Linked DNA regions of Homo sapiens: regions 1, 3, 4 and 5 are each linked to region 2. A link is a loop called in an ENCODE intact Hi-C map of the cell type or tissue named here. Cell type or tissue: mammary epithelial cell. All regions are shown on one strand. Links, peaks and the distances in the headings refer to the core of each region. The heading gives the core; the rest is flanking DNA.

Evidence for each region. A loop is a pair of places that touch in the nucleus more often than their neighbours do. Peaks named below come from ENCODE experiments on the same cell type or tissue, not always from the same donor. Only the 100,000 strongest peaks of a DNase experiment are listed, where the experiment ranks them.
Region 1: a loop joins it to region 2, with 5 times the contacts of the local background. A loop is called at or near these places in 44 of 110 quality-filtered maps.
Region 3: a loop joins it to region 2, with 5 times the contacts of the local background. A loop is called at or near these places in 39 of 110 quality-filtered maps.
Region 4: it touches region 2 in a loop (12-fold over the local background); 11 of 110 quality-filtered maps call a loop at or near these places.
Region 5: it touches region 2 in a loop (8-fold over the local background); 11 of 110 quality-filtered maps call a loop at or near these places.

The regions. Positions count from the first base shown.
Region 1 is chr17:6,564,119-6,570,065 of GRCh38, forward strand. No RefSeq gene overlaps it. Among named protein-coding and RNA genes, the nearest start is that of PITPNM3, 11 kb to the left of the region's middle. RefSeq lists an enhancer at 3,569-4,069. In mammary epithelial cell, for the core only: a CTCF peak has its summit at 3,550; a DNase peak (open chromatin) is centred at 3,523; H3K4me3 peaks cover 1,249 bases; H3K27ac peaks cover 1,314 bases.
Region 2 is chr17:6,471,020-6,475,019 of GRCh38, forward strand. PITPNM3 (PITPNM family member 3) reads right to left here. Exons shown (of 20, transcript NM_031220.4): 10 at 3,413-3,585; 11 at 1,638-1,808; 12 at 142-336. Among named protein-coding and RNA genes, the nearest start is that of PIMREG, 29 kb to the left of the region's middle. RefSeq lists enhancers at 328-851, 3,038-3,630, 3,631-4,000. In mammary epithelial cell, for the core only: CTCF peaks have their summits at 622 and 2,304 (motif pointing right); DNase peaks (open chromatin) are centred at 732 and 2,322.
Region 3 is chr17:6,549,119-6,555,065 of GRCh38, forward strand. All of the region lies in intron 1 of PITPNM3 (PITPNM family member 3), which reads right to left. Among named protein-coding and RNA genes, the nearest start is that of PITPNM3, 4.5 kb to the right of the region's middle. RefSeq lists enhancers at 1-522, 5,702-5,947. In mammary epithelial cell, for the core only: no CTCF peak of the experiment used is centred there; DNase peaks (open chromatin) are centred at 2,443, 3,033 and 3,333; H3K4me3 peaks cover 199 bases; H3K27ac peaks cover 1,645 bases.
Region 4 is chr17:6,589,651-6,593,650 of GRCh38, forward strand. KIAA0753 reads right to left here. Exons shown (of 19, transcript NM_014804.3): 17 at 860-980; 18 at 129-353. Among named protein-coding and RNA genes, the nearest start is that of PITPNM3, 35 kb to the left of the region's middle. In mammary epithelial cell, for the core only: no CTCF peak of the experiment used is centred there; a DNase peak (open chromatin) is centred at 2,131; H3K27ac peaks cover 1,624 bases.
Region 5 is chr17:6,606,767-6,610,766 of GRCh38, forward strand. KIAA0753 reads right to left here. Exons shown (of 19, transcript NM_014804.3): 9 at 3,228-3,394; 10 at 1,582-1,698; 11 at 415-504; 12 at 107-196. Among named protein-coding and RNA genes, the nearest start is that of KIAA0753, 32 kb to the right of the region's middle. In mammary epithelial cell, for the core only: no CTCF peak of the experiment used is centred there; a DNase peak (open chromatin) is centred at 1,735; H3K27ac peaks cover 460 bases.

The sequences.
Region 1 (5,947 bases), core at 1,081-5,080, 94 kb after region 2:
TGTGCTATCCAGGTCCCAGAGAAACCAACATGGCAGTGTCAGAAGATCCCGTGGGATCACCTGGATCCAAACCATCTTGACTTTGTTTTAACCTAAGGTGCACATGGTAGGCTATCATAGGACTGGTGGTACAGTGCTACCCCACATGGCATCTCCCCCCAGTCTGGGCACAGTCTATCATTAGTCCCCAAACCCCATTCTATTCCTCTCCTCCAGGGGTCTACTTTGAATTTGCACATTTCCCAAACTACTTTCATTTTTTTTCTTTTCTTTCTTTTCTTTTTTTTTTTTTGAGATGGAGTCTCATTCTGGAGTACAGTAGCGAGATCTCGGCTCACTGTAACCTCCGCCTCCCAGGTTCAAGTGATTCTCCTGCTTCAGCCTCCCGAGTACCTGGGATTATAGGCGCTGGCCACCACGCCCAGCTAATTTTTCTATTTTTAGTAGAGATGTGTTTCACCATGTTGACCAGGCCGGTCTCGAACTCCTGACCTCAGGTGATCTGCCCGCCTTGGCCTCCCACAGTTTTGGGATTACAGGCGTGAGCCACCACACCTGGCCTCCCAATCTGCTTTCTAAAGCTTTTCCCCATCTGTATGTATGCATGAGTGTTACATACTCGTATGTATGTATTTCAAACATTACGGAATGTCACCATGGGGACAGCATATTCTGCTTCTTACTTTCCCCTTTAGTATTGTTTTTTGAGATGAATCCACATTAGTATTTGTAGATTTGGCTTGTTCCTTTTGACTGCTGCATACTATTTGGTTGTGTGATATACCTCATTTTATTTTTCTAATCTCCTCTAAAGGACCAATTAGGTCTCATAGTTCCTCGCTGTTACAAACGGTGCTGCAGCAAACAGCCCGTGCACTTCTTGTGTTCCCATGTGAGAACCTCTCTGGGGCTCTCACACAGCGTTGGAATTGTCGGGCCATAGGGAATTCCACATTCCGCCTCCCTAAATAACTCATCGCCAAACTGCCCTCTCGAGAGGCTGTTCTGCTGGTCCCTTCATTTGAAGGATGGTAAACCCCAAGCCCAGAGCAGGAAAAGTGAGCACTAGTTTTAGAAACCAAGAGTCTTGAGGCCGAGCATGGTGGCTCGTGCCTGTAATCCCAGCACTCTGGGAGGCTGAGGCAGCGGGCGAATCACCTGAGGTCAGGAGTTCAAGACCAGCCTAGCCAACATGGTGAAACTCCACCTCTACTAACAATAAAAAAAAAAATTAAAAAAATTAGCAGGGCATGGATGGTAGGCACCTGTAATCCAAGCTACTGAGGAGGTTGAGGCAGGAGAATTGCTTGAACCCAGGAGGCAGAGGTTGCAGTGAACCAAGACTGCACCATTGCACTCCAGCCTGGGCGACAAGAGTAAAACTCCTCCAAAAAAAAAAAAAAAAAAAAAAAAAAAGCAAGTGTCTTGCAATCTACCTAGGGCTCCCCTGGCCAGAACACTCCAGGGCCCACTGCCTCTCCTCAGAGTCTCCTGCAGAGCCAGCAGGGTGGCTGCAGTCTCACTGAGCAGGAACCTCTGCCCTGGGATAGAAATTTCATCTCTCGGCCGGGTGCAGTAGCTCACGCCTGTAATCCCAGCACTTTGGGAGGCTGAGATGGGCAAAACACCTAAGGTCAGGAGTTCAAGACCAGCCTGCCCAACATGGTGACTAAAAATACAAAAATTAGCTGGGCATGGTGGTGGGCGCCTGTAATCCCAGCTACTCAGGAGGCTGAGGCAGGAGAATCACTTGAACCCGGGAGGGAGAGGTTGCAGTGAGCTGAGATCACGCCACTGCACTCCAGCCTAGGCAACAGAGCGAGACTCTGTCTCAAAAAAAATTAAAAAAAAAAAAAAGAAATTTCATCTCTCTCCTCCAGTTTAAGTGCAGTGGTGCCCACCACAACCCTCCCAGAAGGCAGGGGAGAAGAGTGGGTTGTGTGAGCTGTCGGCATGGAAAGGCATCCTGTGCAACAACAGAAATAAGTGTTGGTGCCCCCCAACCTCCACCCCACTATCACACATTCATATGATGAAAACTCCTACTACAGCCCACCCTGCAGAGACGGAATCTGTGCCATTGACCCAGACCTGAAAGTGTACCGTTGCTGACTCCTAAGAGAGGACCCCACACTGCTGGGAGCACAGGCAGCTGCTGAATAAAAGCTAAGACAGTTGTTGTGGGGAGCAAGCCTCTAAGAAAAGGTCATTTTGGGCGAGGCATGGTGGCTCACGCCTGTAATCCCAGCACTTTGGTAGGTCAAGCAGGCAGATCACGAGGTCAGGAGATCGAGACCATCATGGCCAACATGGTGAAACCCCGTCTCTACTAAAAATACAAAAATTAGCCGGGCGTGGTGGCGAGCGCTTGTAATCCCAGCTACTTGGGAGGCTGAGGCAGGAGAATCGCTTGAACCCCGGAGGCGGAGGTTGCAGTGAGCCAAGATGGCGCCATTGCACTCCAGCCTGGGTGACAGATCAAGGCTATGTCTCAAAAAAAAAAAAAAAAAAAAAAAAAAGAGTCATTCTGTTCTTCCCTCCTTCTCCCCGATTCCGGACTTTGTGAAAACCTTCAGATCTCTGATGGCTTAAAGCTTGTAGGGGAGAAACCCCTTCACTTATTAGGAGGCCATTCCAGTTCTTTAACTCTACCAGCTGGGAAGCTCTTCCTGTTGCCTCTACTTCTCTCCTGCTGTACAGCAGCAGCACGCTAAGAAAAATAACAACCGGCCGGGCGTGGTGGCTCACACCTGTAATCCCAGCACTTTGGGAGAGCGAGGCAGGCGGATCATGAGGTCAGGAGATCGAGATCATCCTGGCTAACATGGTGAAACCCCGTCTCTATTAAAAATACAAAAAAATTAGCCGGGCGCGGTGGCAGGCGCCTGTAGTCCCAGCTACTCCAGAGGCTGAGGCAGGAGAATGGTGTGAACCCGGGAGGCGGAGCTCGCAGTGAGCCAAGATCACGCCACTGCACTCCAGCCTGGTCGACAGAGCGAGACTCCGTCTCAAAAAAAAAAAAAAAGAAAAGAAAAGAAAAGAAAAATAACAACCAGAAGAACAACAGGAATAGATATTTGCTGAGTGACTATTATGTGCCTGGAAGTGTTTTAAGTGCTTTTCACGTGTTTCCTCTTTGAATCCTTATAGCAACATTAGGAGGGAGGGATTCTTAGAACCATTCCCATTTTACAGATAAGGAAACAGGCTTAGAAAGGCCTCACAGCTAATAAGTGGAAGAGCAAGTATTTAGGTCACACAGCTAATAAGTGGTAGAGCAGGTATTCAAACCCAGTCCCTCTAATGTCCACACTCCTGCCTTCGCCACAAGAGAAGAAGAAGACAGGAAAAAATAAGACAAAAACCAGACACAGAAAACCAAGAGGCTGAGGTTCTGCCACTAAGTGCTGGTGCAACCTCACGCAATTCACCAAAGCAAGCCCCTCCTTGTCTATACAGTGAGCCTGCTAGACTCACCGGTGTCCCTGAGCCTTTGGGGCTTGGCTGCGATCCTATGGTTTTCCTAATCCCTGTGCGAGGTGCCCTGACAAGTAGAGGGGGTGAGGGAGGAGCTGAGTTGGCAGGATTCTCCAGGGCCCAGAGGCAGCTGCCTTTGCCTGGGCAGGGCCTCCCGAGGCTATCAATGCCTCCCTCCTCTGTGGCTGCCAACCTAGTATCCCAGGCAGATCTCCCGGGGCTGCTGGGGCTATCTATTCATATTGCAATTTGAATGCTTCTGGTCAGAATGACTAAAAGGCTGAATTTTACAAGGGTTTTGAAAGTGAATTGACTCCACTTATTAAAGATATACTAGATTACACGCCGAGTGAAAGGACACTCTGGGGACTCCAGGCATCGCAGCCTTTCACAAAGACGGAAACATCCCTTTTCGAGCCATTCCTGGTAAACCACAGTGGGAGACGTTGCACCAAGCAGATGCCGATTAAATTACCGGCTGAAGGACACAGTCCATCAGAGAAACATCTTGGCCCAGAAGGGCCACTGGTGAATGAAGACGCAGTTCCAGAAATCCCTTCTGGTTGTTTTATGTAAATCAGTTTCTAAAGGCAGGAAGGCAAAGGCAAAAAGGTAAGTATTCCTGGGAAGCCCTGACCTTCAGTCATGCAGCTTATAAGGGGGAGAGAGGGAGAGAGGTGTGACGGGTAGGGAAAGTGATGGACAGGGAGGGGCACACAACTGCTCTTTGTTTTCAGGTTCAGAGCACCTGGGGAGGGAGTCTCAGCTGGTGGGGGCTTCCTCTGTGCAGATGAGGAAGCAGAATAGCTGGAAGGACTTCCTGGACTTGGAACCTGGCGGCGGAGGAAGGCCCTCCCGAATCCACGGGATCCAACCCCGGCACCTCACTGTACTGATGGGGAAGCTCAGCACTGGGTAATGGGGGTGGGGGGCAGTCAAAAACAGGGCATTTGGTGGCACAACTGGGACTGAAAGACAGTCCAGGCTCTTAACTCAAGGCTCTCTCCTCCCACTCTCCCATGGAGATGTAGGCGGCTGTCCCTGGCTTGTGTCGGTAAGTCTTTCCTCTCTCTCTGTGTCGCCCTGAGAAGCATTCCCTTCCACGCATCGCTGTCAAGAGAAGCAGCAGCATGTAGCAGGTACACAGATCGCAGTTGCTTGCAGATGTCATAGAAGGTCCAGGCAATGTGTATGCAACACCGGTTGCTTCCCTTTCTAAGTAACAGACACAGATTCAGTCTCTCTGAAGCAGAAAGGGAGTTTATTGGCAGGCTATCGGGATCTCAGAGAATCAGAGGAGCCTGCAGGGATAGGCTTGAAAAGCAGATGGGGCTGGACACAGTGGCTCATGCCTGTAATCCCAGAACTTTGGGAGCCCGAGCTGAGCAGATCACTTAAGGTCAGGAGTTCGAGACCAGCCTGGCCAACATGGTGAAACCCCATCTTTACTAAAAAATAAAATAAAATAAAATACAAAAATTAGCTGGGTGTGATGGTGCATGCCTTTAGCCCCAGCTACTCGGGAGACTGAGGCCAGACAATCGCTTGAACCTGGGCGGCAGAGGTTGCAGTGAGCAGAGATCACGCCACTGCACTCCAGCCTGGACAACAGAGCAAGACTCTGTCTCAAAAACGAAAAAAAAGAAAAGCAGATGGGAACTGAGGCTGCTGGAGAAGGCCAAGAACTTTCTAGAAAGCACAGCAGTCACCTTTTAGCAGAAGGACTTTAGTCTGATGGCCACTCTCTTCGCTGTACACACCAGCCCCTGAATGAGTGGGTTATAAAGAAACATCAGTTTTGAATCACTCATTCCAGCCAAGCATGATTAGCCAAGCCTGGGACATGCATGCCCCAGCTTCCAGGTGTGGGAGACAAAGATTGAAGGGTCCTATCTTGGGAGGCAGGACCCTGTATCCACATAACCATATTCCAAGGGCATAGAGAGTGCAATAGACTTCTGAGGGTTGGACAATTCTCATGAGGGATTGCATCATGAATTCCAAATGACTTCAACAGCAGGGGCTGTGTCATCACACCTACCCAGCAATCCCCCCAGAGCTCACCCCGAGACCCCAGCCAAAGTTAAGGGTTCCAGAAACCTTCAGAAGGGTGCAGCTGCCTTTGTTTAGGGGTGTGTGAGCGAGGGACTTTTCGGCCACCTGTGATGGGCACTCCTCCCGGCATGAGGACGTGAGAGCATCCTCTGCAGGAAACTGCACAGAAGGGGCTGGGGGGTCTCCCAGATTGATCCCTCCCCGCCTCCCAGGGAGGAAGAGGCTGCTGGTCCTCCCGTAGTGCTTTCCTGTTGGGGCTGCTGCAGGCTGTGTGCTTTCCAATGTTTCGACATTGCAATATTTCATACTTGGGAAGTAAGAACAACCATGATTTTCAGAGTTCTATTTCTTGACATTCTATTTCAAGCTGTAGAAAGTAATACTTAACAAAAGCCTTCTGAGCCTAAGATGCAGT
Region 2 (4,000 bases), core at 1-4,000:
GAAGCAAGCCCCCAGGACTTCCTTCACCTTCTCCCTATCCCAGGGCCTGCCCTCAGCAGCTCTAGCAGTGGCCCAGCAAACACCCAGAGGAAGGTTCCCCTCCCCCGAATCCAGGCAGGGCCCCAAAAGGACCTCACTCACTGCGGGAGGCACCCACGGGTGCCATGCTGTCCGAGGACTCCGAGCTCTCGCTGTGGGAGCTCCCCTCGCTCATCCTCCGTCCTGGGCGCTGGAACCTCGAGGCCTGAGGGGGCGAGGCAGGGGCATCCAGAAGTGGCGGGCTGTCCCGGGAGCTGCCCTCCAGGAAGAGGGGGCTGTGGGTGTGTAGGGCATCAGCTGGAGGGGGAATTTCAAGGTCAGGCTGAGTCACGTGTCTCCAGCAGAGCTGCCCACTCAGTGCCAGCCCCATGCTGGGAGGGAGGCTGGGCACTTGGAGGAGTCAGCCCCGGCTCTGCTCACTTGCCAGCCCAGCAGGCACCTGCCCCTCTCACTGTGCCCACCCCACCAGTCCCCTGGGCCTGAAGGGACCCCGCTGCCACCGCATATTGCCGCATTTACCTCCTTGCAGCTGTGAGTTATGCAGACACAAGCTGGAGTCCCAGCCATCACCCCTACCTCCAATAAAGCTGCAGAGGGAGCCTCTGGGACGTTGCCCCAAAAGCACCAGCTGAGGTCCCAGGAGTGACTCATAGCCATATCCTCTCTTATCCAACTCCTCCCCTGCGCCACAAAGAATTGAGGCTGCCTCTGGAAGGGAATGGGGACTCCAGCCTGAGAGCTAGGATAGCCTCAGGGGAGGGAGGGGAGTCCCCTGACCAAAGAGGGATCCATGGGGGAGGGAGGTTTCCAGCCTAGCCGACCTATTGAAGCTCCAGGCAGGCAGGGATTTGGAAATAAAGGCTCCATTGAATTAGGGGTGAGGAAGGGATGGTTTTTAATCCTGAATCGGCCCCATGCACAACTCCCCCATCCCTGACGCAAACCTCTGAGCAGGCTTAGGCTAAATTTCCTCAAGTAGGGCGTGGAGCCAAGGCTCCGATTTCCAAGCTGCTGACTGTCCATTACAGGTCTCCCATCGACGATACACTCGGTCCATGCCCGGTTCACCCCACTTGACCCTGGAGGCCACTGGCTCTTCGCCAAAACACCTGCCCTCGCTCCTGCTGTTCTCCCTGCCTGGAAGATCTCAACCCTCATCCTCTAGCTCTTCTCCACCTGCCCAAATGCACCTCCCCTCTCTGGACCCTAATCAAAGGCCACCTCTTCCATGAAGCCCACCAGGATGGCACACTCTCTGCCCTACCCCTTCAGAGTCCAGGCTGGGCACTCATAAAAAAAATAGATTGGAGCACGGATCCCTGGACCCGCCATCAGCTCTGAAAGCTCAAGTTTACACCAGCCCTGGCCACAGGAGTGTGTCCGGGAGCCTGTTGGGGGCCTCTGAGCCCCAAGATGCCTCAGACAAGCAGGTGCTTAGCACAGGTGGGCGACTCTGAAGACAGAGGAGTCGGCTAACCTTCTGTTCTCACAGCCCCTGCTCAGGTGAGTCACCCTACTCACTGAGAGCTTGGAGGGGTTGAATGGGCTGGGGCCCCACCTCCAGCTCAGCACACTCTCTCCCACCCCCAAGAACCTACCGAGGAGGAGGGACTGCCCATCGCCCAGTGGGAACCTCTGGTAGCGAGGCACGCTGACAGGCGGCACCAGGTGGAACTTGGGCTCCAGCAGTGGCTCGAGCCGTGAGGCAGAGGGGTCTGCGCAATGGAAGAAGCTGTAGACCTGGCTGCAGGCAGGACGCACCTGGAAGCCTGGGGTGAGTGGGAAGACAGAGGGAAGCCACTTTCTAGTACCTGCTCCCTGGGCCCTAGGAGGCTCCCTGGAATGCAGCCTGGAGTAGCCTACTCCCCTCTCAAGAGCCTCCCCGGGCTCCCTGCTCCCCACGGGAACAAAGCCATTACGTTCAGTTTGTCTCCCCACCCAGGAGCGCAGTGACAGGCACCCAGCACTGCAGCCGTGCTGCACAGCTGCCCTTCCCCAATCAGGCTTGCAGCTTTCCTTTCTCTGAGCCTTTGCTCAAAACATCCCTTCTCCTTGTGGGCCCTCCCTCCCCCATTTCCACGGGGCAACTCCTTTAGATTCTTCCAGTTTTCACTCAGTTACCACCTGACCTAGGAAGCCAACCCAGGTTCCTTCAGGCAGGTCAGCTGCCCCTTCCACAGGCCTCAAGGCTATAAACACTCAGTTCCCAGGCCTGCTGCTAGAGTTCCAGGTTTGCCAGAGCTGGTGGAACACTTCTCTCGCTGACCAGCAGGTGTCTCCACTGAGGCATCCACCTCATCGGCGGGCCTCCCTGTCCTCCTAGAACAGGGACTGGACCGTCCAGCATCCAGGGAGCCCTAGGGTTCATTAGCGACACTGAGGGCAGCCATGGGGTTCTGCCTCCTCGCCTCCATTTCTACCACCCACTTTATCTGTTCCATACTGTAGCTTGTCAGTAAGCTTTGGCCAAAAGCATGGATCTGTGGATACCCAAGGTGCCCTGCAGCCTCAGACGGTCTGTACTTCTGTCCTTAAGAGTCACAGATACCCTCCCCACCCCTCATGCCTGCTGGTGCCAATCGCCTGGTGTGTACATTTTAGAGGAGCAGGAAAAGGCATTCGAGGTTGCAGGTATTAGCCGGGCACGGTGGTTCACGCCTGTAATCCCAGCAATTTGGGAGGCCAAGGCGGGTGGATCACTTGAGGTCAGGAGTTCGAGACCAGCCTGGCCAACATGGTGAAACTCCATCTCTACCAAAAATACAAAAATTAGCTGGGCGTCATGGTGGGTGCCTGTACTTCAAGCTACTCGGGAGGCTGAGGCAGGAAAATTGGTTTAACCCGGGAGGCAGAGGTTGCAGTGAGCTGAGATCGCGCCACTGCACTCCAGCCTGGGTGACAGAGTGAGACTCCATCTCAAAAAAAAAAAAAAAAAAAAAGGTTGCAGGTATTGCATGAGCAAAGGCACCTGAGGTGGGCTTGGGGATATGCGGGGGTGGGTGGTGAGACCAACCTGGCAGTCGTATCTGCCTCAGTACAGGAGAAGGAGAGGGTGGGAGGCAAGAGGTTGAATATTCTGTCTTCTCTTCCCCATAGGGCGTGACCACCGGACAATGAGGCCACAAAGCAGCCAGGGGCACTTGACATGGAGAGTGAAATCCATCTGAAGCTGCCTCACCTTCGCCCTGTGTCAGGAGGGAAGCTGCTCCTCTCTCCCTCCTCTTCCCCACCCTCTCTCCTCTCTTTCCACCTATCCCAACTCTGTGACCCTCCCTGCCCCTGTCCCCGACTTCACTCTCCTCATTCTGAGGCCCTGACACGGTGGCCCTAGTGACGCACAGGCACCTCAGGCCCCAGCCCACACCATCCCTACCGTCCAGCCCAGGCAGCACCGTCCTCCGCATGGCCAGGACCAGGCCCAGTGGCGAGCCGAAGAGGAAGAAGTCGGACACATCGAAGTCAAAGCGGCCCAGGCTGACCTCAGGGAGCTGCGGCCCCCCAGCCGCCGGGGTCTCAGACTCATCCTTTAGCACGCTGGAGTGGATGCTGCGGAGGGAGGAGGACGCAGGGCAGGGCAGGTCAGGGAAGGACCGAGAATGCGGGAGTGTTCACACAGCAGCGCAGCCTGAATTCTGAGCGTGAAGTGCCCAACCCTCCATCTCTGGGGCGGGGCTGAGAGTCCACCGGCTGCACACCACCTACAGTCAGCACTGGCCACCAAGGCCTGGCTGATATTTGGCTAGAAAAGGAATCAACAAACTTTTTCTGCAAAGGGCCAGAGAGTCAATATTTCAGACGACATGGACCGTGTGGTCTCCATTGCATCTAGTTAACTCTGCCATTGCAGCATAAAAGCGCCCATGGACAGTGATTAAATATGCATGGCTGGGATCCAATCAAATGTTACTTACAAAAACAGGCTGAGCACCTGGGGCGCCTGAGCATCCTACACACTGGCAGG
Region 3 (5,947 bases), core at 798-4,797, 79 kb after region 2:
AGAGCTTCTCCAGGACACCTAGAGAGAGCAGCTTCACAAAACCTGAGACTCCTGCTTTCCAGAGGCAGATGCAACCCCCCGCAGCCCCTTGCCAGCCCTGGCCACACGGACTACACCCCATGGAGCCCCAAATTCACTCACACTGTGCCAACTCCAGCCACAGACTGAACCCCAACATGCCACACTCTGCACCCCATCTCTAGCCTCAAATCAAGCACTGACAGTGACCACACAGGCTTCCAGCCTGGCCCAATCTGAGCTGTGGCCCCATGAACGTGTGAGCCTCACAAATCCAGCCCTAGGAGAGCCTGGAGGAAGCAGGTTGGCTGTGTGGGGCCCCAGTGCTGGGACCCAGCTCCCACCCCAGAGTCATGGACAGAGGAGGCTTCTGCCCCCTGTCTACCCTTGCCACACACGCACCCTGTGGGGGCTGGTGGCCACACAGCTGTGCAGGCCTCCACAGGCACACGTGGGACCCTGGAGGTGGCATTTACCTCCGGAGTGACTCACTAAGCCTCCTATTCCATTTGCAAAAGGGGGTGCAATTTAGCATTTTCTTTCTCTTTAGAAAACAGGAATTTTAAAAGAGAGAGAGTGGAGAGAGATTTGAGGGAGTGGGTGGGGAGCTCAGATCTCATTTGATTTCCAAACTCATTTGTTATGCATTCTCTCCTCCCCCCTCCCACACCGAGCCCTTCCCCTGGGGACCCTGGCCACCCCCTTCCGGGCTCCTGGCTGCAGACCTGGTGATGGCCTGCCAGGAGGCACGTGCTCTCCACGTCCACGTCCTCAGCTCCCCATGGAATGACTGACCCTCAAGTCTGGGAGGATCAATGCAAGGTCAGAGTTGAGAGGGGGCAAGGCCTCTTCAGGACACAGTAAAACCCACAGCCAGGGAGGCTCTCTCCAAAAAGGAGAGAGCAGTGTTGGAGCTGGAAAGAGCCTGAAGCTCATCCTGACCCTCAAACTCTTCCCTTTCACTTTTACAGATAAGGAAACTGAGGCCCAAAGAGGGCAGTTCAAGGTCAACCAGTGCCAAAGCCAGGGCTCTCCTTCGTTAGACAAGTTAGCTCCCAGGAATATTGACTCCAACAGTAGAAGAGACATAAGCTCTAATCCCAGCTTTGCCTCTAACTTTATGTGTGATTCTAGCCCTAGATATTTAACCCTACTGGGCCTCAGTGTCTCATTCATAAAATGGGAATAACATTGGCTCTACCTCAGAGATGCTGTTGAGCCATTGGACAGAAAAGCATGCTGAGAGCTGCTATAGGATCTGAGCCAAATGGGTCCCAGCATGCGAACTCCCGATCCTAGGATCTCAGAATTCCTGGAAGGCAGCTGGGTCCTACCAGGAAGTCCCCAGTCCCTAAAGCCTCCATGGTCTCTGAAAGTTCACACTCTGTCCTTGAAAGGGGAAAGGATGCCGGATCTCAAAGAGGGACCCTTGACTGAAAGGGTCTGGTCTCTGTCTCCCAACCTGCTTAACAGGTAGAACAGGAGAACCAGGCCACCTCCAGCCATGAAGTCTCATAACATATGAAGATGTATGTGAGAAAACATCACAGCTTCTGGCCAATCTGACCCAGACATGGCCCAGGCAAGTGGCTGGGGCAGGGACACTGTCCAGCCATGTCCTCGTATTCTGTGTCCTGCCACACTGGACTTCCAAACACAGGTCAAGTCACAGAGGCCTCAAATGGGGGATAAGGGGTTCCAGGCCCAGGGTCACAGGCTTGAGGTGGAACCTCTCTGTTTGAGCTGCACCATCCTTGGCTCAAACAAGGACACCACAGCCAGAACTGAGCGGCAACAAACGTCTCAGGCTGGGACCTGCCAGGTCTGCTGCTGGGATAGGTGATTTCACAGAGGTCGGCGTATTTGCATAGGAACGTGAGGCCATCCAAGTTCCAGCACACCCCAGACTGCGGGAAAGCTTTTGAAAAGCCTGGAGTCTGGCCAGGCACGGTGGCTCACACCTGTAATCCCAGCACTTTGGGAGGCCAAGGCAGGCGGATCACGAGGTCAGGAGATTGAGACCATCCTGGCTAACACGGTGAAACCCCGTGTCTACTAAAAATACAAAAAATTAGCCGGGCATGGTGGCAGTCACCTGTAGTCCCAGCTACTCAGGAGGCTGAGGCGGGAGAATGGCGTGAACCCGGGAGGTGGAGCTTGCCGTGAGCTGAGCTGAGATCGCGCCACTGCACTCCAGCTTCGGCGACAGAGCGAGACTCCATCTCAAAAAAAAAAAAGAAAAGCCTGGAGTCTGGACACTGGTGTCTGATTTGACCATATTTGACCATAACCTTCCCATTGGGGACCAAAGAAAGTGAGTTTACCATCTCCTTGCAGGATGCAATGCCCGTCCCAAGATACACAGTAGAGTAATCGGTGCCCTAGGGCTGGGAGTTTCTCAGAGTCATGCCTCAAATCCTCTGGCACCTCCCCAAAGATTTAAGAATCCCAGCGTTGTCCAGGTATGATGGCTCATGCCTGTAATTCCAGTACTTTGGGAAGCCAAAGCAGGAAGGATTACTTGAGGCCCAGAGTTTGAGACCAGCCTGGGCAACGTAATGAGACCCCCATCGTTATGAAAAAAAAAGTATTAAAAAAATTTTTTTTTTTTTAATCTGCGCTAGTCCCCTTTCCAAGCTTCCAGATGTTTCCTCCTCTGAGTGATCCAGCCACTAGTCACTGCCCCTGGGAGCCACAGAGTAAGGGGCCCAGGAGAAGTCTCGCTTTGGGAGGATGTGAGAGCACACGCCCCACTCCAGGAGGACCCCAAAGGAGGCTGACTCAGCAGAGCAAGGTCCAAACTCTGGAAACCCAGGCTCTGCCGTCACCTTCTTCTGTGACGTTGGCCAAATACCTACCTCTCACGGGCCCTCAGCGACCCATTGTTAACGAGGACTTGGAACATGAGTATCGAAATGTTCCCTCCCATCCTAACACCGTAGGATCAGTACTTTACTGACTCAAATTACTAGGTTTGCCACATGGAAGCCTGCCAGCTACACCCCTCAGAGCAGAGGCTAACACCTGAGAGGAGAATAAACTGGTTCCTCCAGCCTGGGAGGCCCAACCCTGTGGCCTCGGCTCTGTCTCTGCAGATATTCCTGCCCCAGCCTGAGAGGTGCCAAGACCCTCTAGGCTGTTCACTCTGCTCCTGCCTAACCTGGGGACCTGGCCCCCACCCCCTACCCTCATTCTCTCAGTGGGAGAGAGGGGCAGCCTGTTGGGGTGCAGAGGGAGGGGCACAGGGAGGTAGACAGGAAGGGAGGGGCAGTGTGGCTGGCAGGAGTCAGAATCAACCCTTCCCAACAAAGGCAGCTCCACCAGGCTGGCCTCTCTCCAGCTTCCCAGGAGCCCTGGCGTCCCAGCCAGAGGGATCTGTCGAAACACAGTGCCAAGTCTTACCCCGGCACTCCTGTCTTCATGCTCTTTGGAGTTCCTTTTAGCCCTCTGCATTCTTCCGCTCCAGCCAGGTTTCTTTACTTTTGGGCACTTCCTACCCACCTTCCACCCCTACCCATAGCAGTCCTCCCACACTTACACATGTGCCTCTTCCTTTCCATCCTCCTAGCCTTTGTTCAAGCCACTACCCCCACCTGGAAGCCGGCCCCTGGCCACCTTTCTTTTTCTTTTTTTTTTTTTTTTTTTTTTGAGACGGAGTCTCGCTCTGTAGCCCAGGCTGGAGTGCAACGGCACGATCTCGGCTCACTGCAAGCTCTGACTCCTGGGTTCATGCCATTCTCTCGCCTCAGCCTCTCAAGAAGCTGGGACTACAGGCGCCCACCATCACGCCTGGCTAATTTTGTTTTTGTATTTTTAGTAGAGACGGGGTTTCACCGTGTTAGCCAGGATGGTCTCGATCTCCTGACCTCGTGATCTGCCCGCCTCGGCGTCCCAAAGTGCTGGGATTACAGGCACGAACCACCGCACCGAGCCCCTGGCCACCTTTCTATACAAACTGTGCCAGCCTTTAGGGCCCATCTCCCAGAGAAACCCAGCCTTCACTGTCTGTCTCAAGCCACTCACTGGCCTCTCTGCTCCGTGGGGAGCTCTGTACTGTAAATTGTCCCTCCTACTCAGAGCTTCTGAATCCTCCCCACCCCTGCCCCCACCTCCCTGTTGCTGGTTAGACTGGGGCCACCATAAATGATGCCTTTCTGTGTAACTGAAATCTCCCCTAGAGATTGAGAACTGGTAATAACCCATCTGGATTCACCTTCTGAAGATCTATCTCATCCTCTCTGGGCCCCGATAACAATTTCTCTTGTACCTGGATTCTCCTGGCAGTGTAAGAGTCCTTTCACTGCCTCCTTTTAGCTCTTGTCCGACACAAGCCATGCCACAAATCTGGCACAGCCATGACCTGCTGCTCAGGCTGTGCACTGCACAACTCCAGGGGTATTATTCACTAGACCACACGTGATGACCTAAAGTCAGGTACCATGGCAGCCCTGGGGCCCAAAGCTCTGCCTTTTCTCTCCGTGGGTGATCTACTGGCCAGATTTTAAAGGGAACATCTCACAGGTCATGGTGCAGACCCCTCATTCACAGGCCGGGTGCCACAGCCTCCACTCCTGGCCTTCAGCAGCCCTTTGTTCCTGTGTCACCCCCCGCCGCCCCACCCCGCCAGAGTGAAGGCCTGATCATTCCTGCCCATCAGTCTGCCCATCCGAGGCAGGTGGTACTGAACAGCCACCCCGCTCTCTATGTTCTCCTTGGGCCTCAGTTTCCCCAGCTGTGAAGAAAGAGATGGGTTCCTGATCTCCAAGGGCTCCCTCTGTTCTGAAGCTCACCAATCTATTCTTCACAGATGTTGCCAATGAGGAATATGTGATTCTCATACACACATTACTGTGTGTTGTTTTTGATTCAGTAGGCTTATGAGCATCAAGAAGAGAAGGGAGACCAGGCGCAGTGCCTCACACCTGTAATCCCATCACTTTGGGAGGCTGAGGCAGGCAGATCATTTGAGGTCAGGAGTTCAAAACCAGCCTGGCCAACATGATGAAACCTTCGTCTCTACTAAAAATACAAAAATTAGCTGGATGTGGTGGTATGTATCTGTAGTCCCAGTTACTTGGGAGGCTGAGGCAGGAGAATCGCCTCAGCCCAGGAGGCGGAGGTTGCAGTGAGCCGAGATCAAGCCATGCCCTCCAGCCTGGGAGACAGACCGAGACTCCATCTCAAAAAAAAAAAAAAAAAAAAAGGAGAGAAGGGACATTTACAAAATGCAGAGGAGCCTGGGAGAGCTGAGCTGAGAAGGGAGAGGTAACCAGACTCCTTGGGATGACTGCTGAGTGTGGGGGGCAGGAGCCCAGGCACTGGATCTACAGACACGGGGAATCTGTGTTGCCTCGAGGGAAAGGGCCAAGCGTGAAATTGCAGCAGAAAAAAACCAAAATGTTAGAACAGCACAAGGCATTGATGCTCAGAGCAGGGCAGTTTTTCCACCTGTCACTGGAACAAATTCCCACAGACTCTCAGCCCAGGGACCAAAGGACCCACAGGCTAAGGCAGAGGGACTGAGACTGGCACCCCCATTTGGTAAGGGGGTGACCTATCAGGGCAGTGACAGAGAGAGTCCTTCGAGTCCAATAGACCTGGCTGTGAGTCCAGGCTCTGCCCAGACCCTCTAAGCCACCTTGAGGCTGCTATTTCTCTGAGTATCTGTTTCTAGATGTTTTAAAAGTGGGAGAGTCGCATTTCCTCCCTCCCAGGATCACGGTACAGTAAAGAGCTTAGCACTCTGCCTAATACATAGAACAAGCAGCAAATGTTCACTGCCGTTGCGATGACAGTGCCCTGGCAGGTGACCTGTGCTCAAGGCGTCCCAGTGCACACACACACTCACACACACACAGGGTAGGGCAGCAGATGGGACACACGCCCTGCCACAGGCCATTTTAAGGAGTCGGGGTGGGTGAGGACCCAG
Region 4 (4,000 bases), core at 1-4,000, 120 kb after region 2:
CAACCACTGAAACTCCAGGGCCCAAAAGCATATGGGATAAGACCTTGGCTAATGCTTTCTCCAGCTTTTTCTAAGTCTAAAATTTTGCAATTTGGTTCCTAAACAGAGGACCGTAACATTTTACTGACCTTTCAGCTATCAGCCACGGGTTGAAGGAGCCTACAGCCTCATGAGATATGATCCGAAGGTACTGCTCAAAACGACTACAGTAGTCACCGATGCTGTGCTGCATACCCGGTGGGACAAAGAGGGGAGCTCGGCCTTCTTTCTGTTGAGAATCTTCGGCTAGGGAGAGAAGAGGGGCCTCTCTTTTCTCTGATCCTTCCTCTGTTCCCACACTTTCATCCAGGGAACTGAGAACAAATAAAAATGATGAAAGCATTCAAGATCATCTGTAAGCAAGACTAAACTGTTAATTTACCCTCATGGTTTGATAGCCAAAGGCTCATCTTGATTTCTCTTTCTCACAATGAACAAAACTGAACAACCTAACACCATGCGTTGCTTCCCCTTTTCACGGAACCAACCCTCAACATGTGGGACTATCTGTCCCTTAAACAACAGCATTCTTAAAGCAAATCGTGCAGTAAATATCACTACAACCCACATGTACTGATGTGATGCTTTCCACATTAAAAAAACAGCTAAATGTTATTGAATACGGAAAAGCTCCTTAAAATGCAACACACTCAATGCCCATCTTGTAAACATGCTATTTACTCAGCCATCTTGGAGTTTGGCAAGATCTTGCTCAAAGGAAGAATTTCTGTCTGTCTTATGGGAACTGAAAGAATTCAAAATCTAATAACATCAAAGGTGACTGACTAGAATGAAATCAGAAAGTGTCTTTGCCACTTACTTGCCATTACAGGGCCTTTCTAACATGATGTTCACGGCTGGATCCTTGCGATCCACTGTCTTCGTGATTCTGATTGGATGAGGAGATAGAGGCTTTTCACTTATTGCTGAGATTTTTTGGTCTAGAAAAGGAGGGTCATAAAATGACTGCATATAAAGAACAGTTGGTGTCCATTTTAGAGCTGTTCTAGTGGCCAAGAACCTGAGAGCAAGTTACATGGACATCTCTTAAGCACGACAGGGTTGGCTAGCAGTGCAATGGGAAAATGCTCATTTTAAATGCAAAGGTGAATTTATATGTTACAAAGAAACCAATGAGGAATACGTTTTAAGAAATAATGAACTTGCTCTGAGGAAGGTTTCTTAAGGAGGTCTATGAAAAGCCCCAGGCTACATGGCTTCCATTAGGACCCAGCCACCCACTCAAGGAGTCTTAAGCAATTGGGTTTTTTAACCTTTAAATGCGAAGAAGAAGAAGAAGAAAGAAGAAGGAAGAAGAAGGAAGAAGAAGGAAGAAGGAAGAAGGAAGAAGGAAGAAGAAGAAGAAGAAGAAGAAGAAGAAGAAGAAGAAGAAGAAGAAGAAGAAGAAGAAGAAGAAGAAAACACTCACACCTGAACACTTAATTAGTTGATTTAATTTGTCTCTGGGCAATGCTGAAAAAATCTGCATGATGATTGTCAAAACATTAATTTATTAACTATAACTTGCAGGCTTGACAGCTCTTCTGAGTGTCAGATTATTTATAATTTTAAATGTATTTCAAGTGTAGGAAGAAAATTTGTCCTTTTCTTAAGTAGGGAGCATCTATATGTCAAGCGACTTGGCTCACATTTATATGCTTAATTTCTTGCTGTCAGACAGAAGTACGATATAAGTCAGCTTTTGTAAAACTATTACTGAGAGTGCAATCAAATTTTCAATTGTTCTCAGAGGGGATAACAGACACAGATACTGCACAATGAAAAGATCACTTTAAATTGGGTTTTGTGATGAAATTAAACAAACAGAACCACCAGAAACGGAACTCTTACTACGATTCCATGATTCCAGAATGTGTCCAAAACCTCATTTCAGTTCTCAGTGTCCTAGAGAGCTCCTTTTAAATGCATACCTAGACTCTCGGCAGAGTCACAGATAGTGACTAATAATTTAAATCATCCTTGAAAAAAGAGAACACTAAGTCCTCTGTAAGACTGTCTTCTACATGATGCAACCTAACTTTGTGGCCAGTGGCCAAACCATCAGGGAAACGAATTGCCCTCCAACGTTTACCTCTCCTCGGCTTCCACACAGAAAGATGCTAAAATGCCCAAGGGCTGACTAAACAATGATGAAAAGGGCCCTTGCCGGGCCAGTCCCATTCTAGGCACAGTGAGGAACACACAATGACAAACTCTCTGCTTTCAAAGAATCTGTGGCTTAGTTGAGAGAGATGAGACACCTTCACAAATACCTCGAACACATGGTAGGACATGCCAGAAAGTGCTATGGGTGTTCACAGGCCAGGAAGGGAACTAAATTCCAGTGCAGAGATGCCAGGGAAAGCACAGGCCGAGTAGGATCATTGAGCCTGGCCTTGAAGAACAGCTTGACTGTTATGTGAGAATGAAAATAGAGGCTGGAGGAGGATTGAGGGGAAGAGAGAACAACAGTAGCAAAGCACAGAGCACTTGAAAACAGAGAGCACACAAAAGGTAACACATTAGTGTTTTGTTGAGATGGCCCATCTTTTGGTCAAAATTTGAGAGGGGGAGTACTTTTTCTAACACGATACCTCCAAGTCCTATTTTACATGATGACATGCGACACAGGCTGCTGTGGTAAACCTTCCATCCCCCATTTCCTTTTGTCTTCATGAGGGTAGTACTCACGGCGCTTACATTCCTTAGAGGTAATGTTTAACCACACTTTACTCTCCTTTTCTTGAGTAAGGCAGTAACCGATAAGCACAAGTCAAACAGAATTTGAGTAACGTTTCCCAGCCAAAGTGGTGACAGTAACCTAGCCATTGCAGCCCAAATACATATATATACATTTTGAAAAGTGGAGGAGAAAATCAAAAGTCTTTTCAGTAAATGGAACTAGATCACATGGACTTCCATTAGGAAAAAACAAAATGAACCCCAACCTCTACCTCAAATCACAGGCAAACTTTTATGCAAGATGGATCATAGACCTACACATAAAACTAAAACCATAAAGCCTATAGAAGAAAACAAGAGAATCTCTTCCCACTTAGGAGTAGGTAAAGGTTTCTTAGGTCATAGAAAGCAAAAACCACTCAAGAAAGAATTGATGTTAGACTTTATCAAAATTAAAAATGTCTGTTCATAATAAAACATTTTTGGAAATAAGCAGCTGAGCCCATTTTTTTTCCATGGGAAAAAAAAAATTTGTAAAACCTCTATCTAAGTAGACTGGTGGCTGCCCGGGTGGGAGAAAGAAGAATGGGGAGTGAGGAAAATGTTCCAGAATTAGTTGCACAACTATGTGAATATACTAAAAACGAAAGAATTGTACAGTTTAAAAAGGTGAAATTTAAGTATGTAAATTATCTCCTTAAAATTATTTTAGAAAAACAACAAAACAAACAAAAACATGTATCTGGAAAAGAACTTGTACTCAGAATACATAAAGAAGTTCTATGACTCAAAAAGACAAGCAACCCCAAAAAAAAACTGACAAAAGATTTTGGACGCTTCACAAGGGAAGATATACAAATGCCTAATAATCACCTGAAAAGGGGCCAGGTGACGGGGCTCATGCCTGTAACTCTAGCACTTCGGGAGGCCGGGAGCAGTGGTTCACGCCTGTAATCCCAGCACTTCGGGAGGCCGGGCGCAATGGCTCACACCTGGAATCCCAGCACTTCGGGAGGCCGGGAGCAGTGGTTCACGCCTGTAATCCCAGCACTTCGGGAGGCCGGGCGCAATGGCTCACACCTGGAATCCCAGCACTTCCGGAGGCAGGGCGCAATGGCTCACACCTGGAATCCCAGCACTTCAGGAGGCCAGGCGCAATGGCTCACACCTGGAATCCCAGCACTTCAGGAGGCAGGGCGCAATGGCTCACACCTGGAATCCCAGCACTTCAGGAGGCCAGGCGCAATGGCTCACACCTGGAATCCCAGCACTGTGGGAG
Region 5 (4,000 bases), core at 1-4,000, 140 kb after region 2:
CATGTAATGAAGTTAGGCCTTAACAGTCCAGGTTGGTTGCTAGAACTATCTAGATCAATTAGAACAGGCAAACATCCACTATTCTTCCTAAGAAGCAAACACATACCTCAATTGTTGGAGTCTATACATTTCTTCAGCTTTGAGCTCATTCAGTTCCTTTGTTCTTCTAGAAGTTTCAGCATCAAGCCAATCAAGCCTAGAGAACAGTATCAAGAGTCACCCCAACTCTCCTCAAGGCAGAGTCAGGGCTCCCTTGAGCTCCAGTCTTGGCTCCCCCCTTGGCTTCTTAAGTGACTTCAGTCTTTTAAGGAGGCAGAAGTGTAGCTAGACCTAAATAATCTCTATTTATCATTAATGTATAGAGATGTAGAATAGGCCTGCTTACCTTTTCCTAACTCAGAAGCAAATATTTACCTCTGTTTTTGCATGCTGTCAATTTCCTTGGCTTTTAACTCTTCTAGTTCCTTCAATCTTTTGGAAGTTTCAGCATCAAGCCAAGCGAGCCTAGCAGACAGTCAAAAGAGTCAAACCAATTCTGCCTCGACACTGCAGGGTGTCATCATCACAGAAACAGACCAGAAATCAGGACCACTGCAGAGCAGAGCACCAATCCAGGCTCTATTAAGCTACTCAGTAGGTAACATAATCTCTCCGTACCCCTAAAGCTCTCTAGAACGTGTTCCATGTCAAAAAACATTAATGCACAACGCAATGAGAACCTGTCTCAAACGTTCTCAAGAAAACCAGCTATCACTCAGACTTGGGGTTTCTTATTAGACTCAAACAAAACCATTGCTATATCTTCAAGTTGAGACAAACAATGAGCCCCCAGGAGCCATATAGGCATGGTGAAGTCAAATAAAAACAAAAGGGAAAAGTTAACTGTGAACAACTCTGCTGTATGTAAAAGTGCTTTGATTCTTTTGGTTTAGGATATATGAATATTGTCAAATTATTTAATGGACCGCTTTCATTTTTGTTTTCCCATAACTGTAAGAATAATTTCAGCCAAATGAATACAGAGAAACCTGTTCTCACTGTTCTCTTCTTATGGAATGTTCTCACCTCATCTCCCATATTGAAATCCTGCCTGTTCTTCAGGTCCTAGTTTAATTTCCATCCATGAAGCCTAGACCTCTGCAGCCAGAAGTAACCCTCCCCCGTTTCTAAACTCTCTCAGTTCCTAGGTTACATACCGTGTTCTATCTTAAATTATAGTTAATTACATAACTTCTCTATTGACTATAAATAAGCAAGGGCTGGGATTATGGCCTATTTGCCCTTTTTAAAGTCTCCATAGAGCTCATAACACTGTCACATACAAAACTAGCAAGTGATATATAATTGACACATATATAATTTATGAATGAATAAGAAAAAATAGAAGAGCTCACTATAAGCTATATAGTTTGACTGAAACGTTTAATAAACTACATTTTATGTATTTATTCTATTTTTAAAAATAATCTACATTTTAAATAACCAACTTTAAATGTAGGAAAGAGAAGAAAGGGTTCACTTCCAAGTCTATGTAAAAGGAGCTCTTTAATTCTCAAAGATCTGAAAAATACCAGCACAAACCTGGCTGCTTCATGCTCAACAGCACCTGTCAGGTGACTTTCCTCTTGAGGATCTTCTTGCTGGAGAGGCTCTTTTGTGGCATCTCTGGGGCTAGTTTTCACCTTTAGCCATGCAGCACTGAAATAAATGGAAAAGCATACCTTTGTCATCATTCACTCCGTATCCAATGACTCATCCAAGTAGGTGCCAGCTCAGAGATGACAACAGCATTAAATTAATGGTGATCTGTAGCACGGGGCCCTACAGTAGAAGCTGAATGTGAAGAAAAGTGAGATCCTCCCGCACTCAGGCACAGTGTCAAAGGGCAGAAATTCTCCTTTGCTTCAAAGAAGCCATCACCATTTTAAATGAGAAACAGTGATCAATTACAGAATATTGGGTGAGTGTCAACAAAACTCTGTCACAATACATAGATTTGGATCACTAATTACATTCCATATTATAAGGCAACTCCGTATCTTTATAAGGCCTAACAGCACTGTTGAGCCTAGAAGCCTCACCCACCCTCCTCTACCCACCACACATGCACTCTAAAAGACAGTCCATTGTATATTTGGTTTGTAATACAAACTTCAACCACTGAGCTTATCAACTGAATGTAAATCTCCATATTAATACTTGTATACAAAAATACAGAAAACAGAATAGAGTAATAAAAACAAAAAAAGCACATTATGAAGTCAGAAGACCTGATTTTAGGTCTGGCTGTTACATGAATAAGACATTAAATTCTCTAAACATTGTTTCCTTAACTTGAAAATGAGAGTGGATGGATGAGCACGGCCATTCCTTCACACTCATTCGGAATCTTAGGGGGCTTCTCTTCCACCAAGCTGCTCACCCTGACTTCTGATGGCTCCAAAGACAGAACCCTGTAGTCACCTATCTTCTCCCTTCTCCCCTGACATGACTGCTTTTTACTTCTTTCCTTTTTCTGTTCCACCTCCTGGTCCTTTCCATTGTGTTTTCAAAAACTACTGCCTCACGGCAAACGAGCTCCCCTTTATCTTCAACCGATTCCCCTAAAGATTATTTCCACCTAACTGGACCCTGCTCCTCTTCTCTCTAGCCCTGTGAAATGGCAGCTTCTCATTCTAATGTGCTATGAGTGAGGATGACAAGACAGTAACATCAACATTATCCTAATTGCTCCCTGCAGCTAAGACAGTGTTGGTGAGATCTATATAGTTTTATAGTTCATAATTATCTTGACTTAGAGTTAGAATTATTTTAAAATATTTATTTACTCAGCAAAGATTTACTGAATGCCTACTATGTGACTAGCACTGGACATTCAAATATAAAAAAGAATATAAAAAAGACACAGTCCCTGGCCTCAAGTTACTAGAATCTATTGGCAGAAGAGACAAGTGAAGGGAAGCCCCCCATCTTCCATTCAATCACACATGTCCCGGTGTTGGGGTGGCCCATGGAAGGGTGTTCCAACCACAGTCAGGCAGAAGAAGGAACCAACAAGCTTCCAGACAAAGACTTCTCATGTATGACTCACCCAAAAAAGGATTTCTGCTTAATGGAAAAAATTAAGGCTACTACTTAATTTGCTCCTTATAAGCTACAGGTCACCTTTGATATATGGAGGAAAAAGAGCATCACATACACAAACGGTCCCTTGAGTTTTCACATACCATTTAGGAGACGCTGGTGGGGATGTGGGGTTTGGGGGTATCCATGGTGCCTTGCGGTCTTTCACAGGCTGCCGGTTCATTTTTAATCTGGATGAAACTGTTGTCTGCTGCACTCTGCTTTTACTGTGAGGTTGGCTTTGTCTACCTCTTTCAGCTTTGCGGAGTCCCTGTGAGAGATAAGTAAGAATTATAAGGCCACACAAATACCAAAGAAACTATGGTTTAACCTCTGACTCACTGAAGCTCCAAGTTCTCCATGTTATTCATGCATCCATTCGGTAAAACCTGAGTAGAAAGCACTGTGGCAGAAATTTGGGGGAGGGTGTAAATTTCATTGAAACAACCATGGTAGGGGCGGGGGGTGGAGGGTGTAGAATTTAAATCCCTGGCTCTGCCTGACACCTTTAAACATATAAACAATATATAAAATATATTTTTATTTATTCACAATTTGTTTCCTAATTAAACAAAAAAAATTTCATACCATATTGTTAAATTATTTTTCTTTTTTCTTTTCTTTCTCTTTTTTTTTTTTTTTTTTTTAAGAGACAGGGTCTTGCTCTGTTGCCTAGGCTGGAGTGCAGAGGTATGATCATAGCTCACTGCAGCCTCAAACTCCTGGGCTCAAGCGATTCTCCTGCCTTAGCCTCCTGAATAGCTGGGATCACAAGTGTTAGATACCATGCCTGGCTAATTTTTTATTTTTTGTAGAGCCAGGGTCTCACTGTGTTGTCCAGGCTGGTCTTGAACTCCTGGGCTCAAGTAATGAGTAA